Linked DNA regions of Homo sapiens: region 1 is linked to region 2. The links are chromatin contacts, found by Hi-C in ENCODE. All regions are on one chromosome and are shown on one strand. The core of a region is the stretch at or near the end of the contact, and the rest is flanking DNA. Distances in the headings are between cores, read along the strand shown.

Region 1 (2,762 bases), core at 78-2,577, 4.7 Mb after region 2:
GAAGTAGGGCTGCTTCCCACAATAGCTTAATATGTTTTCAGTGATGAACGTTTTTGGAATGCTGGGCACACCCGACTTCCAAATACGCAAGCACATTCCAAATGGAAATTTCAATTACTGTTTTTCTTTTTTTCTGCCGTAACAGTTATCACAGCATTTTAATGAAGGTCAGACTTAAATACTGACAAGCAGGGAAACCAATAATTACCAGATTGCTTCATTCATTTTGTGGACAGCATTATAAACTTTTCAGGCATTCTAAGATTGCCTGACAAAATTAGAAAAAATTGTTAAGTCCCCACAACCTGCTTGAGATGCTCACAAGTGTTCCATCCCAAAGTACACGTTTGCCTCTTCTTATTGGTATTTAGGTTCTGGCATCTGATTCCCCTTTCTTCTTCTATTTATATTAGCCTTCAGGTGGGAACTATGGAAAACCCACCTGGTGGGGGTGTATTTTTCTTAAGAGATTGTGTTATATGGTATCATATTTAGAAAATAAAGAAATTATTTTCATAATAGCAACGCTAATCACAGGAAAAACTTGATACATTCTTGACTAGACTTTAGGGGAAAGTACAAGTTCTTAGTGGGCGGAGGGGGGCAAAGACGAAGCAATTTGGCTCCAAAAATTCTAGAATCTCGTGGCATATTTTTATCAAATTCAAGCTTATCTTTAAAAAAATCCGAGAATTTTTCTAATTTCTAAGAATTGATTCTAACCCGCGATACTCCCTAGATGGGAGCGCAGTGCTTTAAATAATAGCATTTAAATAAGCGGCTGCTGATTTGAAGTCCACCTGGGGAGTCCGAGTTCTAGGACCGGTCCTTGGCCCTGCCACACGCCAATACAACCATCAAAGTCAAAATCCCTTAACTCAAATTTAAATACATTCCTAAAGCAGAAAGCATCCCGATAGGAAAATCCTACAGCTCACAGCAAGCAGCAGGGAAACATTTATCTCTGGCGGCACTGATTTAAGCTTAAAAGATTTGGTATCGTTTAAAAAAAAAAAAAAGCTGGGTGGGGCCGAGGAGAATCCACCCAAACTTTCCTCAGGAAGTAGGATGTTTACTGAGTAAATATGCGGTAGTCACAGAAACACCTGCTACTCCTTTAAGACCTCAGGAGCCACCACCGCCACCTCCTGGCCACATCCGGGCACTTCTCTGCAAACTCCTGGCGTCCCGACGCCCGAGTCGTTGGGCTTATTTGAAACACACGCACAACCAATCAAGCGGCGCCTGCCGGGACTTGGAGAGCGTCGACCAATCACCGCCCCTCTGGAGACTCCTGCCTATGGGAAAGAGGTTGACATCACGCGCCAATCGGCATGGCTCTTAGAGAGAGCAGCTTAGTTTTTGAATCGGTTGTGGCGGCCGCCGGCGAGGAATGGCGGTATTTGTGAGAGGAGTCGGCGTTTGAAGAGGTGGAACTCCTAGGGCTTTTTTGAGAGTGGTAAGGACTCTGTGTGAGTGAGAGAGGTGCAAGTGGGCGAGCGGCTCCAGAGCCAAGGGCTCTTTTGCCTGCGGTCGACGTCCCCGCCCCTAGTGACCGCGAATTCCGGAGCGCCCCAGCTCAGGCTTCCCGGATCCGGGAACTCCCTCGCCGCACCCCACCCCCAGCAGCCGGGCCCTGACGCGGAGTGGGAGACCGAAGCCCCCAGTATTGCTGGGCATCTTCGCCCTCACCTGTTGGCTCTTTTGGACAGAAGAGTGTGGGTGAAGGGAGGGAGTTGGGAAAGGGATTTTGGCAAGCCGCGCAGCCCTGTGGCTTTGGGGGCCGGCACTTGCAGCCTTTGGGGGCTTATCTCAGAGTGCGCCGTGGTTTTATTCTAGGATTCATCCTGGCTTCTTTGCGGGAAGTTTAATTTTTCGTTTTTGCAAGATAAATCCAGGCCATCCGCCCCTCGTCCTCCCCAGCCACCCGGCACAGATGTGTCCGGCTTAGTGGTTAAAGGCGCAGCCTCTGGATTTAGCCGGGCTTTGAATACCTCTTTTACCCCTTACTAACAGTTTGACTTAGGGGAAGTTGCTTAACCTCTCTGTTCCTACGTTTCTTCATCCATACATTGAAAATAATAATAGTACCTGCCTCTTAGGATTACTGCAGAGATTAAAAGGTTTAGGACAATGTCTGCCACGTATTAAGCGTTAAGTAAATGTCAGTTGTTAATAGTAATGTTATTGTTAATAACACCACCATTATATCTTGGATTGCATTTTAGTCCTTCACCTTGGAAGATGATTGCCTAAAAAGTATTTAAGTAAAAGGAAACTTGAATGTTTGTTTACATGGCAAATTTTATCTCTGGGATAAAAGGGGGCATGTGTTATAGTGTGTTTAGTTAGAAGCTCCTTGGGTCTGTTCTTGGGTGAGAAGCTGTGTAGGTTTATGAACACTGATCCTATTGTGCTTATTTTAAAGGCTTCTGGAATACAGTAATTTGAAAAAAAGTGATTAATATATTTCCATTTCTAATCTGACTGTTGGATGTTAGTTATGTCATCAAGTTACCGTAGTGCATCTCTTTTTCTCTATACATTTTGAAGCTGTTTTGGCAATAAATTGATCATATACAGTATCATCAGGGGCAATTTTAATTATTAATCATCTGCTTTCGATCATCTGCTATGCTCCCTCCCTTTTATTAATCATCTGCTTTTGATCATTTGCTGTGCTCCCTCTTAAAGAGGGAGGCATAGGAGAAAAATGTAAATATTTTCAAGAAGTTTTTTTTTTTTTTTTAGACGGAGTCTAC
Region 2 (2,868 bases), core at 171-2,670:
TCTAAAGACATCCTATTAAATTAAAAGAATAAGAAATAAGAAACTAGCAGGTCCAGATCTAGGTTCCTTCCATTCGACTGGGCCATGACTTTAATTAAGCTGCTGGGTCATGGCTTAATTTTCCCTTGAAAAACAGCACAGTTTGAGAAATCTCTGCCAAACTCTTCATTTTTTAAGCAACTGACAAAGTCAACAAGAAAGCAAATACCTAGAATCCACGGAACAATGCTCCTCAGAGCAGGGCTGGCAGAAGCGGCGGAGGGCTACCAGTTTCCCTGCCCCGATTGCAGCTGGGCCTTTGACAAGAGCTCGGGTAAAGGACTATCTGTGCACCCGCCCACCAAACGCCCAGCGGGACGATGGGCTGGTGCTACGAAGTTCTAAACCTAACCGCTGGGAGGAAGAAGCGGGAGGATGAGAATGTCATCTCCCCTGACACTCTGGTGCCGGCAGTCCTGAAACGCTCACCTCTGACGTCCCTGAAGGTCAGAGGTGGCAACCACAGTGCCAATAGCTCACCAAAGCCACTTTTCCTGCCCGGGTGGAGGCGCGGGGCAAAGTTGGCCACCGGCTGCGCGCGTCCCGTTAGCCGTACCTTGTAACTGGGCGGAGAGGGACTCCTGGTGCTGCTGGTACTTGAGCGCCACCGCCTCGGCTTTCCGCAGCTGCGTCTGCAGCTCGTAGTAGAGCATCGCGCCGTAGAGAAAGCCGAACACGACGGTCAGCAGCAGCAGCGTCTGGAAAATCCGCTTCTGCTTTCGGGAGCACATCCCGTTTCCCATAGTCCCGCCTGGACCCAAAGCCGCGGCCGCCCCCGCCGTCTCCTCCCCTTGGTCCGAGCGAGCGTCTCAGCAGCGGCCGCCGCAGTAGGTGGCCAGACGCAGCATGAGGAGGAGATGCCAGACACAAAAGCCGGCCCGGAGGGGAAGTGGCGCCCGCTCAGCCCCCGCGCGGCGCGGGGCGCGCAGCCATCGACGCCGCCCGGGCAGCTGCAGCCAAACTTCTGCGAGGCTCGTTCTCCGCGAATGCCCGGGGCCGGGAGGAGGCCCTCCGCATACTTCAGAGCCGGCTGCCCTCGCGCCTGTCCCCAGATGCCTCCTGCCTTTTTTCCTTCTTCCCACTTTTTGGCCCCGCTGCCCCCGGGCAGTTCTTGGAGTCCCGCCCTGGCCACTCCCCGCCCTATCGCGGCGGCTCCCACTGCACGACTTTGTTGCCACCTAAGGGAGGGGGTGCGCGCCCAACAAAGGGACCAGGACTCCGGGCCGCGCCCCCGTGCGGCCTGCCCAATGGGTGGAAGGGTGGGGGCCAGCTGTCTCGGCTGGTTTTGGGGACGGCACAGCGGTGTCACTGACGGGTCGGCTGGTGCCTCTGCCGCCCCGCCACCTCCTGCCCAACTTACGTGTCACCCACGGCCCGGCTATTCTGGCCAACGGGATTCCGGGAGGAAGTCCCACTCGGCCTCCTTGCTCATTGGGCCCGTCCGAGCAGACGCTCCCTCCCTTCGGGGAGGCAGTGCCGGGCTCGATTGGATGCCGGCTTTGTCCGTCCGACCCCAGGGCCGCACCTTCCCTCCCAGTGCCGGGGCCGGCTAGGGGCTCTGTGGGCAGCGCGGCCGCCTGGCGCCGGGGTGCGCCCACGTGGAGTCGGAGAGGGTGGGAAGAGGCAGGCGGAAGGGCGAAGGGCGGGGAGCTTTGGGTGGGCGGGGGACTTGTCCGGGCCTGAGTCTGGGTGAGGTTCGGTGAACACGTGTGTGTGTGTGTGTGTGTGTGTGTGTGTGTTCCAGTTCTCGTTCGGAACGCACGTGGAGAGCGGAGTAAAATGTGTGTATGAACGAAAGAATGGATGGCAGTAACTGTGTGCACTCTGCTGAGTACACTTTCTTTCCCTGTCCAATAAACTGATGCGGCAGACACATGGGATAGCTACATAGCACAATCCCGGTAGTCAAACCAGAGATGCCATGTCGACTGCCTTACCCCATCCAGTGTACTAGCCTAGATGTGTGTGTGCCCACAGATGGCCCGGCAGGAGTCGGGAGACTGGAAGCACGCTAGACTTAATGTTCAATTGTCCACGTGGGCTGGGGAAATCGGCTTGCCATTGGCAGAGAGGAAAGAAATGGTCTCACATTTCTCCTCTAGCTGCAAATAGAATAATTTAAAAACAAATCGTACAGACTGAAATGAGTATCCATTCATTTTGTCATATGTATTTGTTTTATTGGTGGCAAAACACATCAGTTACATTTCTAAATTACATTTTAAAGGGCAACAAAGGTTCCCTATGTAAAAACTAGTACAGCACAGGAAAGGTAGTAACCACAAACCTCTTCGAAGAAATGTATACTGCATTTATTTTTTCTGTGTACTTGAGGGGAATAATTAAGGTTATGCACAAATGATAATTTTTGTTTCTGCTGTTGACCTGAATTCTAAGAAAAGTAAATTTTATCTGTCTGTATAGTGTGGTGTAATTTATGATACACTGCATAATTTTTATATTCTAACTGGACTTTAGTCGTTACCATTGCTAATGGGCCTGAGTGCTCAAAATGGGGGTAAATCTCTTTAGCTAAATGCAACAGAAAGACAGTTCCTGGTGCAAAAGTTTTTTTAGGTGGACTCTGAAATTATAGGTTGCTAAAGCCCTAAAATAAACTGAATTTATAACGATGCTACCCTGTGGCATTTATACCACTGTAAAAATAAAGTGTGTCTTGCATGTGCTTTTCCTTAATAAATAATAACTTGCGTTAAATTATTCAAAATGCTTTCGTGTGCAGATACACTGTCTCACTGATCACAGCCAGGGTGTTAGACTTTCATGTTGGTAAAGAAGCCAAAGTTTATCAAAGTGACTATGACAGCT

Evidence for each region. Hi-C counts contacts between places; a loop is a spot of excess contacts on that map. Pooled maps may share reads with other maps.
Region 1: a loop to region 2 is called in a pooled map, with 15 times the contacts of the local background. The contact joins the promoter of ECT2 here to the promoter of GOLIM4 in region 2. A Hi-C loop is called at or near these places in 2 of 37 single-sample maps with no recorded cell type and 10 of 50 pooled maps.

Annotation. Positions count from the first base shown.
Region 1 is chr3:172,749,399-172,752,160 of GRCh38, forward strand. It overlaps ECT2 (epithelial cell transforming 2), which reads left to right and starts at 1,328. Exons shown (of 25, transcript NM_001258315.2): 1 at 1,328-1,459. RefSeq lists enhancers at 864-1,133, 1,234-1,283, 1,304-1,563 and a silencer at 1,674-1,743.
Region 2 is chr3:168,094,504-168,097,371 of GRCh38, forward strand. GOLIM4 (golgi integral membrane protein 4) reads right to left here and starts at 1,421. Exons shown (of 16, transcript NM_014498.5): 1 at 596-1,421. The coding sequence starts at 782. RefSeq lists silencers at 1,197-1,246, 1,537-1,776 and enhancers at 1,448-1,949, 2,147-2,196.